Regions from separate parts of the Homo sapiens genome. Here regions 1, 2 and 3 are each linked to region 4. Evidence: chromatin contacts called from ENCODE Hi-C or POLR2A ChIA-PET data. All regions are on one chromosome and are shown on one strand. Each heading gives the region's core, a stretch centred on a gene start or an enhancer-like site at or near the end of the contact. The rest is flanking DNA. Distances are from core to core; before and after follow the strand shown.

Evidence for each region. Hi-C counts contacts between places; a loop is a spot of excess contacts on that map. ChIA-PET counts read pairs that join two places held with the same protein, here RNA polymerase II (POLR2A). Pooled maps may share reads with other maps.
Region 1: a map of CD8-positive, alpha-beta T cell shows a loop between it and region 4 (2.1-fold over the local background). The contact joins the enhancer-like site here to the promoter of SLC12A7 in region 4. A Hi-C loop is called at or near these places in 3 of 168 maps with a recorded cell type or tissue (CD8-positive, alpha-beta T cell and naive thymus-derived CD4-positive, alpha-beta T cell) and 8 of 50 pooled maps. POLR2A ChIA-PET finds 5 or more read pairs at or near these places in 4 of 52 experiments (CD4-positive, alpha-beta T cell, activated B cell, naive thymus-derived CD4-positive, alpha-beta T cell and 1 more).
Region 2: a loop to region 4 is called in a map with no recorded cell type, with 4 times the contacts of the local background. The contact joins the enhancer-like site here to the promoter of SLC12A7 in region 4. A Hi-C loop is called at or near these places in 1 of 168 maps with a recorded cell type or tissue (CD14-positive monocyte), 11 of 37 single-sample maps with no recorded cell type and 4 of 50 pooled maps. POLR2A ChIA-PET finds 5 or more read pairs at or near these places in 1 of 52 experiments (GM12878).
Region 3: a pooled map shows a loop between it and region 4 (6-fold over the local background). The contact joins the promoter of TPPP here to the promoter of SLC12A7 in region 4. A Hi-C loop is called at or near these places in 8 of 50 pooled maps. POLR2A ChIA-PET finds 5 or more read pairs at or near these places in 2 of 52 experiments (A549 and T-cell).

What each region holds. Positions count from the first base shown.
Region 1 is chr5:1,384,784-1,387,734 of GRCh38, reverse strand. No RefSeq gene overlaps it. Among named protein-coding and RNA genes, the nearest start is that of LINC01511, 6.2 kb to the right of the region's middle. RefSeq lists enhancers at 1,042-1,610, 1,667-1,961. Within about 2 kb of position 1,359, at least 28 of the 41 ENCODE cell types and tissues checked have a DNase peak (open chromatin) inside an H3K27ac peak, as active enhancers do; they include CD4-positive, alpha-beta T cell and CD8-positive, alpha-beta T cell, where a contact is called at or near this core.
Region 2 is chr5:1,483,555-1,486,825 of GRCh38, reverse strand. All of the region lies in intron 5 of LPCAT1 (lysophosphatidylcholine acyltransferase 1), which reads left to right. Among named protein-coding and RNA genes, the nearest start is that of MIR6075, 26 kb to the left of the region's middle. Within about 2 kb of position 1,670, at least 3 of the 41 ENCODE cell types and tissues checked have a DNase peak (open chromatin) inside an H3K27ac peak, as active enhancers do; they include GM12878, where a contact is called at or near this core.
Region 3 is chr5:691,566-694,747 of GRCh38, reverse strand. It overlaps TPPP (tubulin polymerization promoting protein), which reads left to right and starts at 1,396. Exons shown (of 4, transcript NM_007030.3): 1 at 1,396-1,470. It overlaps LOC101929898 (a long non-coding RNA gene), which reads right to left and starts at 1,208. Exons shown (of 2, transcript XR_925675.4): 1 at 1,026-1,208; 2 at 1-667. RefSeq lists enhancers at 1-474, 1,388-1,970 and a silencer at 1,144-1,393.
Region 4 is chr5:1,110,355-1,113,499 of GRCh38, reverse strand. SLC12A7 (solute carrier family 12 member 7) reads left to right here and starts at 1,437. Exons shown (of 24, transcript NM_006598.3): 1 at 1,437-1,632. The coding sequence starts at 1,509.

The DNA of each region.
Region 1 (2,951 bases), core at 110-2,609, 270 kb before region 4:
GCCTCTACCTGTTTCCTGAAGTCTGACAACAGAAAAAAAGCCACCTTTTTTGAAACACAATTCATCAGCAAATCCTACATTCCCTGGCGCCTCGCCTGCTCTCCTTCTCCTGAGGATGCACCAGATCACAAACACAGCTGGCCCTGGCGCCACAGCCAGGACCCATGATTCAGCAGGACAGAGCCAAGGATACTCATGCCCTACTGACAGATGGGTGTCCCACAAACCAACTGCCACTGTGCCGGTGCCTGACTTGGGGAGCTGGGGGAAAGCAGAAATGGAACCGACGGTCACACCCTGGCCTCCTCCTCCCCTCACCCCAGCCTGTCACTTAAGTGAACCAGGGCCATGGGGAGCTAGGTGTGGCCTGACCTGCAGCCCCCAGCTGCTCTCTGCAGCCAAGAGTGAGAACCGCGGCACCAGCCATGACCCACAGCTGTCAGCATCCCCACAGAGGATGGGAACCTCCGAGAACCACCCTCCTGGCAGAGAGGGCCAAGGGCGGTTCTGTGAGACCTGTGTCTCAGGTGTGTGTGTGAGAGAGAGGCAGGCAGACAGACAGACAGAAGGGCAAGGGCGGTTCTGTGAGACCTGTGTCTCAGATGTGTGTGGGAGAGAGGCAGGCAGACATTCAGACAGGGAGAGGAGGAGAGAGACAGAAAGAGACTCAGCAAAGCAGAGAGAACTTAGATCAGGGTCAAAGACTTCTGACGGCCCTCCCCTAGTCAGGGTGGTCGGCCATCCCGGTCTGCCCCGGACTGAGGGGTTTCCTGGATTCAGGATTTCTGGGGACCAGTGGTCGCCCCTGTCCTTAGTACTGGCCAGCCCTGCTCTGCTGAGTTGGGGAGAGCAGCCCCAGGCAAGGAGGTCTGAGGAAGGGGTATGGAGCGCGAGATGGGGGTGGCAGAGGGGAGATCACAGGAGAGCAGGTGGGGCAGGCTCAGACCAGCTCCCCATGTGTCGGGGTGCAGGAGGGGCAGCAGTGGCCGTGCACAGCGGGAGGGCGGTGTTTGGGGTGGACTGAAGGTGCCGAGCTCCAGCCCCGCTGTGTGGGACGCACTCAGCCTTTAAGGTGCTGCACCTGCACTTGCGCAGCAAGGAGCGAGCGTCACAGAAGCCAGTGCAGCCGGCCAGGGAGGACAGGGCAGAAAGCCACGAGGACAGGACCTGCGGGCAGCTGGCGGAGCCAGGCCAGACCAGACGCTGCCGGCTTTGAAGAGCGGCTCGGCCGCGGCCACGCGCGCCCGGCGTCAACGGGGCGTCTGACGTTTTCCTTTGTTTTCTTTTGTTCGAGAAGCCGGAAGTTTAGACTTTTACATTTGGGTAAAACGCTCCAGTGTTTGGGTGTCGGTGGCTGCGTCGCTGCGTCAGTCAGTCACTCGGTGGCAACAGCAGCAGCAGAGGCGCCCACCTGGCTGAGCAGAGAGACACGGTACTCACGGCGGGTGTGGGGGGCACAAGGCGCTCACAGAGGCCCCAGAGAACCGGCTCAGAGGCCAGCAGGGCAGAAGGGGGAGTCAGCCGGGTGAGCAGCTCTGCGCCCCGCCGGCCCCCACACCGACCACAGCAGAGGAGACCGGCGGCCTCACTCCCCGCGCCGGCCCCAGAGCCCCGCCCGTGCAGGTGCAGTAGGGCCCGGGGCACAGGCGCGGGGGAGCCGGCAGGGATGGCTGCGCCCAGCCAACGGCAGCAGGACCACGAACACCCCACTGCACCCCGTTCCATGAGGGCAGCTTCCTGTGAGCCAGACACGGCCCTGTCCAAGGGATCCTACCGCCCCGGCCCAGGCCACGCCCCAAGGAACGCCCTGTGGGTGGTGCTGAGCGGCACAGTCCCCAGGCCCCGCGGCCGGCCCTGCATTCGCTCTCTCGTGCCTTCCCTGGGGGAAACGCCCAGCCTGGCAGCACAGAACCTTTAGTTACACAGGCCTGAGTTTGAGGTCCGGGGAATGGGAAAGTGAAACGTGATCGCTGAACCTGCGTCTCCCATGTTCACACTATGTCCAGCAGTGAAAGTCCATCGAGCCTCCGACCCAAGCAACAGGCATTCTTCTACCCTTCCCCTGGCTGGCCTCCCTTCCCACCTCACAACGCTCACATGAATAAAGCGTGTCCCTCATGCCACTAGAAGAGCTCAGCCTGGGCCACAGCCCCCTCTTGGTGGCCCTGGAGAGGCCTCCTCTCCAAGAACACCAGCCCACCATGGTCCTCTGAGGACGCAGGGCCAGACACCAAGCGGGCAGGTGGCACGGAAAGAAAATATCGCAAGCTCTGTTCGCCTAAAAATATCGCTCTTCTAAGGTGAATGCAGAAGAATTTTCATGTATATGACTGACCTTCACAAATCCAGCCAGCATTAGCCCATCAAGCACTGAACACATTTATCTAGAATTTAAACAATTTTACTTATTCTGCAAGCTGAGATCCTCTTTACTTAAAACTGTTTGTCATATAGATGAAGGGACCCGTCAGACAGAACATTTTATTTGGTTAAAAATTGGATGGCATACATATTTACACAGTATTAGTGGGACAGAAATGACCGTTTTGAAGTATGCCCTCAGCCATGGCTGCTGGCCATGGGCTCCAGCCGGCCACGCCCTGCAGGTCCCCATCGTTAAGCTCATCCTGGTTCAGAATCAAAGGTTAATATTTAAGTGGCTTTTCAATTTGTGTATTCAAAGATAGTATTATGACCTGTAAGCTACAGAAACATTCTCATATCCTTTAAGCCTTGTTCACACAGAGAAACTGTATCTAAAATTCTAAAAAGTTCTATTAATCACAATGGTAATTTTTAAAGCTTAGAAAGAAGAGGAAAAGACATCACCTGTAGGTCTGTTACCCAGAAACGGCCAACACCCCACCGGTGCCCTGAGTTCATCCCGTGCCCATGCCGAGGCCTGGTTTGCTCCGGGTCCTGTCGCCAGGACACTGGACACTGCAGCTGGG
Region 2 (3,271 bases), core at 421-2,920, 370 kb before region 4:
CCATGAGTTCTGCGTGTCACCTGCAGGCCCGGGTTTCCGGCTGCCTCGAGTCACGTGTTCGGAATCTCTCAGGCCCTCATGCGTCTTAGCTGGGTACTTCTTAGTGAGGTTTGGAGCCTCCTGTTTGGAGGTGAAATTGGTGTGTGGTGCGTGATCCTGACGCCTCGTGGTGGAGCCCTCCAGAGCCGTGAGCGTCTCCCGCCTTGAGCCTGACAACAGAGGCACCCACAACCTGCCTGCTGCCTTGGGCTCCAGCTGCCCCAGCTCCATGGCGGCCCACCCACTCAGACCCTCCCTCCACCTTTCATCACATCGCCTGATGTTGGGGTCACGTTGCTGGGGTCACCCGTTTGGGCACCACTGCTGACTCCCCGCCTTCATCCCCGGAGACCTTCCCGCATTGGGCCCAGCCTCCAGCCTCAGGCTCCTGGAGCCTCCAGCAGGGTCCTCCTGGGCCCAGGTGCCTTCTTTCTCCTGAGTGTCTCTTGTCTGTGCTGCACTGTCCACCTGAGTCCCCCTGTTCTGACCCAGGCCAGGGGTGCCGCCTCTGAGGTGGGGGTGATAGAGCTCAGCAGAGCCCTGTGGGGTCTGCTGGATGTGGTGGGTTCCAGCAGGGCTGGGACCCTCAGGGCTCTGCAGGGATTGAGTTGCTCCTGAAACAGGCCCATGTGGGGCCTTCCTCTCCAGTGCCCACACTCACCCTCCTTGTCAGAGGGCACTAGAGCAGGATCGGCTGACTGGGTACCTGGAGACCCCTCCTGGAAGGTCCTGGGCCCACGCCCTCCACATGCCCACACCCCACCTGCCTGCCAGCTCCAAGCTCTCAGAGCAGAACGAAGACAGTGAGAAGGCCCTAGGATGCTGCGTGGGCCCAGCGATGGCACTGACAGCCCGAGGATGCAGAGGCGGGCCTACCAAATGTGGCTGTTGGAAGTGGACGCAGCTCTCACTGGGCCACAGTGGCCTCCCTGCACGGGCTGTGAACAGACATGGATGTGGCTGTCCCTGGCCTCCCTGCACGGGCTGTGAGCAGACATGGATGTGGCTCTCCCCGGCCTCCCTGCACGGGCTGTGAGCAAACATGGATGTGGCTGTCCCTGGGCCGCAGCGGCCTCCCTGCACAGGCTGTGAGCAGATGTGGACACGGCTCTCCCTGGGCCATGGTGGACTGTTTCTTCCTGTGGGGTGGGCTGTGGGGGATGGTCAGGGTGAATAAGGGGTGATGGCCTTCTGGGGGCCTCAGGGGTCCCTGTTGAGCCATCTTCCAGCCTCATTGTTGCAACTAGTGACGTTAGACCCATGCCCAGCACAAGCTATGTGTGAATATGGAGGTTTCTGTGCAGTTTAGAAGCCCGTACCTCCTCCCCTCTGCCTTGTTCCTGCATTCAGAAGCCCTGGGCTCTGACTGCCTCATCTTGGTTTCTCCCAGCCTGGCCCTTGTGCAGCCTGCCTTGGGTGCACAGTGCTGGCGGGGTCTGGGTGCTGCTGACCCTCAGGGGCCCCTGGGAGACTAGGGAGGCCAGAGACCCCTGCAGACTTTCCCACCGGGGTTTCCATGAAGTCACTGACCTTTCAGGCTCATGGGGGGTTTCTGTGCTCTTGGGGACTTTCCTGAGAGGTCCCCAGGGTGTTGAGGTTTCCTTTGATTCTTACTGAGTTTCAGTGATGTCCCCTTGACACATGGTCGGGATGGTCGGCTGAGCTGTAGCAGCAGAGCCATTATCACCCACAGCAGGTCTCGGCACTCCACGCGAGCTCCTGGGCTCGGTCCCAGGCAATGAGGACTATTTCCTCCACACTGCGTGTCTCAGGGGCTGGGACTCGGCTGCCGGGCGTTGGAGCTGGGGCTTGAGCCTGGGTCTGTGCCAGCCCTGCCGTCCTCCGCCTCCCCTGACACAGCCACCCGTCCACCTGGGCACACAGAAGTGCTGGGTGAACTGCATGAGCTTGCTCCCAGGTGCTGCTGAGCCCACAGCAGGAAGGGGGCAACCCAGCCCTGGACACAGGGGAAGCTGCGGCACACGGGCCCAGGGACTTGGGGTGCCAGCTGGACACCAAGGCTGCAGGTGGATGTCCTGCATGAGACGAAAGCTGAGTGGGTTGGGCGGTCAGCTCGAGGTTTCAGCCCTGACACGGGCCTCTGGCCTCAGGCCACCGTGAAGGGAGAATTGGCCCTAGGGACAGATGCTCCTGGCAGCCCTAGGGGCAAGCATGGGCTCCATTCTCCCAGAATTGTGCAGAATCCCGCAGCCAGGACCAACCGCAAATTCCTGACCACATAGTGGCACTCGCTGGCAGCCTGGGAGGAACGCGCTGCCTGGGGATTCACTCGCCTGGCCTCAGGTCGCCAGGCAGGGGAGCCCTTCTCAGACCGCCTGTCCTGTTCTAAAACTTGAGTACTTCTGATGCCTGAGTTTTCCAGTTAAAAAAAAACTCTTTCAATAGAGATTTAAATAGAATTTAAAATAGAAACAATCATCCACAGAGTCCATGGTGCCTTGCTCCAGCCCGCAAGGGCACAACTCCGGCCAGTGAGAAGGCGGAGCGGCTGCTGGGTACAGCCACAATTCCAGTGGGAACGGGGAAGTTCCTGAGCCTCTGCGGCCTGTGGCTCTAGCTGGGCCTCGCTGGGGCTCCTCCTGATTCCTTGGGAGCCCATCAGGTGGCAGCCACTCAGAGAGAGAGGCAGATCCCGGGCAAGTCCTGCTGCAGCTGTGACCAAATCCGCCCGTCCTTGGAGCTGAGCCCCAGGGGCAGGTGAGGGCGGCGGGTGGGGCCCCGAGGCAGGTGTATGTGCTTGGTGAGGGCAGACCCTAACCCCGTCAGGTGGGTGAGCATTGGCCGGTGATGAGGACCCCCACTTCCCACCAACGCCTTCCAGCTGGTGCGCGATGTTACAGCAGAAAGTGTCCCTCCACGGATGTCTTCCAGCTCGTGCGCAATGTTATAATAGCAAGTGTCCCTCCACAGACGCCTTCCAGCTGGTGCGCGATGTTACAGCAGAAAGTGTCCCTCCACGGATGTCTTCCAGCTCGTGCGCAATGTTATAATAGCAAGTGTCCCTCCACAGACGCCTTCCAGCTCGTGCGCGATGTTAAAACAGAAAGTGTTCCTTGGCCGGGGAGCGCCCCTGGCCGATGTTCCTGCCCATCCGTGCTGTGGCGCTGGGTGTTTACGGTCAGGACAGATGTTGAGATAGTCCAGGCATGGAGTGCCCTTGCTGACCAGGAAGGCCTAGACAGAAAAGCTCACTTTTATCCCAAGGGCAGCA
Region 3 (3,182 bases), core at 147-2,646, 420 kb after region 4:
AGCCGAGCCCGCACCCGAGCAGGAGGGAAGCAGGAGCCGCAGCGTGGCCGCCGCACAGCTTCGGGGGTCCCCCGACTTCCCAGCTGCGAGTGTGGAATTTCTCAGGAGAACTAGACAGAAGCCCATCTCTGGGCAGCACTGAGTGGAAGGAGAAACCACAGGAGAGGAGAGGAAGTGTGGGGCGCGGGACCACCGTGGGGTGGGTGGGGGCCAAGCCGCCGGGCTGTGAGGCCTCAGCACCCCCTGCCCAGCACCCAGCACCCCAACTTCCCCTTCTGCCTTTGCGGATTCCAGGGCCTGCTGGACACCTGGTGCAGGGACAGAGCCGGGGCTGGGGGAGGAGCTCAGCTGCACTAGAGTCCAGCTGGAAGAGTCCAGCTGAAAGTCACCAGAGGCACCCCTTCCTCCTGGGGGGCTGCGCCTCGGCCTCCTCCAGGGCAGGTGCCCCTATGCCCCTCAAGTCCCAGCACCCAGCACCACAGAACCGCCCTGTCATCTCGGCCCCGGAACCTTGTGGGGAGCCAACTCCTGCGGAGGGCCGGGCAGCCCCGGGCGGAATGAGCCCCCTCCGCAAAGCCTGTCTGGGGAGCGGGGGAGGGGCGGCAGGTGCCCGGAGAAAGGCGAGATTGGAAGAGCGGCCGGGATGGTGGCGCTGCATACGGGCGACCTGCAGGGAGAACGGAAGCTGAGGCCGGGGTCAGGGGTGCGCGCTCCGCTCCTCCACTCCTGCGTGAAGGGCGGCCCACTCCCGAGCAGCTGCGCTGGGCGCCCGGCACGGACCCGTCTCCCTGCTCAGGTCGATCCCCGGCCGCGCTGCCCCCACCTGGAAGCCCAGTCCCCTGGGTGCGCCCCGCCTTGGGGTCCGAGCACCCTCACAGCCCGGCCCTGCCGCTTCCCTGCACCGTCTGCGGCTCCTTAAAGAACTGGGCGCGGTCGGGGCTCGCCCCGCACCGTCCTCGAGGCCCCGCCGCCAACCCACCCCACCCCAGGAGGCCGCGGCCGCGCTCATCCATCCCCCGCCGCACCGTCAACGCGCGTCCTGCGGGGCGGAGAGATCGGGGTCCGGTCGTCCCCGGGGGGCCCCAGAGCCAGGTGAGGGGCCCCGCCGCCCCCTGCCCAGCGGTTCCCACGACCCGCGGGTCGGCCGCGCCCTGCGCTGAGCGGATACCCGGCGGTCCGCGGGGCCTGAGCAGAGTCGGCCTTGTAAGGCAGAGGTCTCGGTGCGCCCGCGCGTCCCCGGGCCGGGTGGGGCGGCGGGGGCGGGGCTGCCAATGAGCGCGCGGGGCGGGACGCTGGGCGGGCGCCGGACGCTGGGGGCCGGGGGCGGGCCCGGGACCGGGCTGGGCGGGGCTGGGCGGTGCTGGGCGGGACGGGCGGGCGCGGGGCGGCGGCTGGAGAGCTCCGCTGAGCACCGGGTCGCGCGCGGCCGAGTCGCGGAGGCGCCTCCGCTGCAGTCGCTGCGTCTCCAAGGTAAGCGGGCGCGGGGCTCGGTCCCGCGGGCGCGGCGCGGGGGGCACCCGGGGGCGGAGACTGGGCCCGTCAGCCCCAGCAGCCACCTGCGCCGCAGCCCCTGCCCCCCGCGCTCCCCCGAGCCCCCTTCCCGGACCGCCCCGCGCGTCCCTGAGCCCCCGGATTGGGATGCCCGGAGTTCGGCGCTGCGGGCTCGGTGCGAGGACGCGACGGGGAGGCTTTGCAAAGGCCGCGAGCGGGGGTCACCGTCGGCCGCGCCAGGGACAGGTCTGTCACCGTCTCCGGGCCCTGTGCCTGGCGCTTTGGCCTTTCTTCGCGGCCACGGACGCCCCTGCAGCCCTTCCCTCCAGACCCTCCCCAGCTCGGGACTCGAACCGTTTCCCTATTCCCAGGCCTAGGGGGCCGCCGGTGTGAGGCGTGGGAAATTAGGGCGTGGAGGGCTGGAATGAAGTCACTGCCCGCAGCAGGTTTTGAGAGATCCCTGGCCACAGAAACGGCCCATCTCAGGGTCCTGACACCACCGCGTCCTGGCAGGTGGGGCTGTCAGACCGCCCCCCGCAGAGCCTCCAGCTGCCCCGGGTCTTGGCTACTGTCCGCGGGCCTGTGGCGATGGAGAGGCGCTGCCGGGACACCTTCCCGCACCCCTGGGAGCAGCGCCCGAAGATCTGAGGAGCCCTTTATTCTGCGGTTTCGGTTACGTAAACGGAGCCGAGGGAGGTGAGAAGCCTGTCCCTCCCGGGCAGTGGCGGGGCTGCTGTTTTGATAAGGGTTTTGGGGGGGCTGTTGTCTTGATGGGGGTTTGGGGGGCTGCTGTTTTGATAGGGGTTGGGAGGCTGCTATTTTGATACGGGGTTGGGGGCTGCTGTTTTGATAGGGGTTTGGGGGGCTGCTGTTTTGATAGGGGGTTGGAGGGCTGCTGTTTTGATAGGGTTGGGGGACTGCTGTTTTGATAGGGGGTTGGGAGCTGCAGTTTTGATAGGGGTTTGGGGGCTGCTGTTTTGATAGGGGGTTGGGAGGCTGCTGTTTTGATAGGTGGTTGGGAGGCTACTGTTTTGATAGGGGGTTGGGGGGCTGCTGTTTTGATAGGGGTTGGGGGCTGCTGTTTTGATAGGTGGTTGGGGGCTGCTGTTTTGATGGGGTCTGGGGGGCTGCTGTTTTGATGTGGGGTTGGGAGGCTGCTGTCTTGATGGGGGCTTAGGGGGGCTGCTGTTTTGATAGGGGGTTGGGGGCTGCTGTTTTGATAGGGGTTGGGAGGCTGCTGTTTTGATAGGGGTTGGGGGGCTGCTGTTTTGATGGGGTCTGGGGGCTGCTGTTTTGATGAGGGGTTGGGGGCTGCTGTTTTGATACGGGTTGGGGGGGCTGTTGTCTTGATGGGGGTTTGGGGGGCTGCTGTTTTGATGGGGGTTTAGGGGGCTGCTGTTTTGATGGGGGTTGAGGGCTGCTGTTTTGATGGGGGTTGAGGGCTGCTGTTTTGATGAGGGTTGGGGGCTGTTTTGATGGGTATTTGGGGGCTGCTGTTTTGATGGGGGTTGGGGGCTGCTGTTTTGATGGGGGTTGGGGGCTATTGTTTTGATGGGGTTTGGGGGGCTGCTGTTTTGATGGGTATTTGGGGGCTGCTGTTTTGATGGGGGTTGGGGGCTGCTGTTTTGATGGGGTTTGGGGGCTGCTGTTTTGATGGGGGTTGGGGGCTATTGTTTTGATGGGGGTTGGGG
Region 4 (3,145 bases), core at 188-2,687:
GGTCCCAGGCCTACAGCTTCTGCCCAGAAGAGTCCATGGGGCAAAGGGGTAGAACCCTAGGCCACCCCAGGGCATGACTGGCTTTACTGGAAATGGCTGGAGAGGTTGGGCTTGCGTTCCTTGAACCCACAGAGCCCGGTGATCCCACAGCCCGGAGGCCATCACTCCCCTCCAGCTGCCTTTTAGGATTAGACAGGCAAGCGGCTAAAACATGGCCAGGCCATACCCATTTTCCACGTGACAAGAGGCTGTGGCCGTGTTTGCCCACACCACCTGTGTTTCTGCTTTGTTGTCGTACAGCAGTTGTGGGTGATTAGGAATAAAGGCTGACTCATTGCACCTGTGTGCCATAGCATTTTAGCCCAATTCCCCATTGACGGACATCTGATTGTTCCGTTTTTCATGAGTCATTTGTTGAGAAATGTGCCAGGTGCTGGCCGGTGGTATCCTGGTGTCTGCCTGGTGGGTTCTGGAACTCCACCTTCCCTGCATCACCCTGTGAGCTTCTGGAACATTTCCCAAGGAGGGAAGGGAGGGTTCTAGGGCAGGGGCCGCGGGGCACTCCTGGGGCAGGTGTGGAGGAGACTGGGGTCTTCGTGGGTGGTATTTGTCATGGGTGGGGGGGGGGACTCCCTCTACTGGGTTAGGTCCCTAAACTGGAGCTGGACCAAGCTCCGGAGTACCCCACCCCCAGGCTATCCAAGGCTCCTTCCACTGGAGTTGCCTTTGCAGCCAGGTTGGGCTAGCCAGGAGCCAGGCTAGGAGCCCAGGGTCTGAGCGGGTGTTGACAGCCTGGAGTGGGTGGGCGGACTGTGTGGGAGGTGGGTGCTGGAGGATGGCAGGGGGGAACAGGAGGGGGAAGAAGGAGGGGTAGGGGGCTGGAGCAGGAAATGGGGGGCAAACAGGAGGGGGTGCGGGAGGGGGCGCAGAAGGAGGAGGGGCCCAGCAGGAGGGGGTGCAGAAAGGGCAGGGGTTCCAGCAGGAGGGGGTTCATAGGGGCAGGGGGGCCCAGCAGGAGGGGGTGCAGGAAGGGTGGGGGGGTGCAGGAGGGGTGAGGGGTTCCAGCAGAAGGGCGTGCAGGAGGGGCAGGGGGCTGGAGCAGGAGTGGGGGGTCGGGGAAGGGGACAAGAGGGGAGGCGGGGAGGGGGCCGGGGAGGGCGGGGAGGGCGGGGAGTTCCAGCAGGAGGGGCAGGGGGCTGGAGCAGGAGGGGGTGCAGGAGACTGAGCGGGGATTCGCGGGCTCTGCGATGGTCGGGAGCGCAGGCAGCGAAAGCCCCGCGTCCCGGGTCGCGGCGGTCAGACAGACGCAGCCTGGGTTGGGGTCCCTGCAGGAAGTCGCCGCGGGCCAACTTTTCGTGGGGCCGCGGGGCAAGCAGGTGAAGTCACGTGGCCCGGGCGGGGCGGGGCGGCTCGGTCGGACCCCGCCCCTGCCTCCAAGTCCCGTGGCGTCGGCGGGAGCGGCGCAGCGCGGGCCGGGCCGGGACGGGGACTGTCGGCTGCAGGCGGCCATGCCCACCAACTTCACCGTGGTGCCCGTGGAGGCTCACGCCGACGGCGGCGGGGACGAGACTGCCGAGCGGACGGAGGCTCCGGGCACCCCCGAGGGCCCCGAGCCCGAGCGCCCCAGCCCGGGTGAGCGCGGCCGCACCTGGCCGGACAAAGGCCGAGCGCCCCGAGCGCGGGTCTGGGCCCGGCATCCGGGAGCGGAGGCGGGCGGCGGGGCCGGGGGTACAGGAGGCGCCCCTTCCCGCGCCCCCACCGCCTGTTCTCGGTCCCCCACGAGGGCCCCCACCCCACGTTAGTGGCAGCGCTAGGGGGCGAGGGGCCCTGCCAGGGCTCCCGGTACGGTCAGCTCGGGTGGGACCGGGGGCAGAGGTGTGGACGCCGCTGCTGGTAGCCATGGAAACGGGGAGGGGCTGGAGCGCGCCTCCGGAGGGAGCCCGGGCCCCTGGGTGGTCCCTAGTGGGACAGGGGTGGCGGTGGAGACCCGGGCGGTTCGGGAGCCGGGGCGTCCTGCGTCCCCCGCGCTCTCCCTTCCCCTGCGCCGCGGCCGTCCGGTAACACTAGCCCGGGCCGGCCCGTCCTGCCCCCGCCTGACCCTGGAGGAGCCGCCCACCCCCCAGAGGCGGAACAGGAAGGACTGCGCCCTGGCTGGGGAGGGGGCAGCCACCGGGGCCTTGCTCAGGCCGCGTCCTCCGTGTTCCCGTCCCCCGTTCCGGGAATCTGGAGGTTTCTAGCACTTTCACTTTCTCTAGGGGGTGGGGACGGGGCTGGGGAGAGAATCCCCCAGCCCTGTTCCCTCCATCCTGGCTCCAAATCCCAGTTACTCCCCGGATCTCAGCCCCCTCTAGAAACCGGAGGCTCTTAGGCCCTTCCATCCGGAGTCTCTGAGAAGGTGTCCGGACTCAGTCCAGCCCCCACCCCGCGTGCTGGCAGTGCCCGCATGTGCCCGGGTCTCATGCAGTGGGTGGCAGCCTCCCTGCTCCCTGGCAGTGGAAGGAAGGTGAGGTCTGTCCAGGGACAAGTCCGGTGCCAGACCCCAGATCCTTCCTAACCCACCATCCCGGGCAGGAAAGGCCAGACATCCCCTCCAGGCAGTTTAGGAACCCGGAGACACGGGTGGGGACCCACCGTGAAGGCAGTGGCCTGGTGGCCTGGGGTGCGTCATCAGGGTCCCCGTGGCGGGCGAAGAGTGGTCTCAGCTTCCTCTGCACAGAGGCCAGCCCAGATCTTGGAAGTGGTCAGGCGGGGCGCCAGGCTCAACACCAGGTGAAGTGCTAACTAAGCAGGGTCCGTGAGTCCAAGCCCCTTCTCTCCAGTCACCACCGTGGAGGCAGGAAGCACCAAGGAGTGTGGGCCCTGGCGTGGTCTTTCTGTGTGAGCTTTGTAGCAACGCCCCCGGAACGCACTCAGAAGGAGCCTCTTCTTGTCTGGCCGGCCCCTTCTCAAGGCTGATCAGGTTCACTTTTGTCTTTAGACTGTAAGTGTCATTTGCTTTTAAGCCAGAGAGAATTTTGTGCTTGTTCGTTTTCTTGTCTCTTCTACTCTCAAGGCTGTTGAGCAGTGCCCTGGGCCTGTGTCTGCCCAGCAGGAAGTGGCCCTGGCTGAGCGCTGCCCATGTCGCTGCCCGCGCACTCAGGTCCTG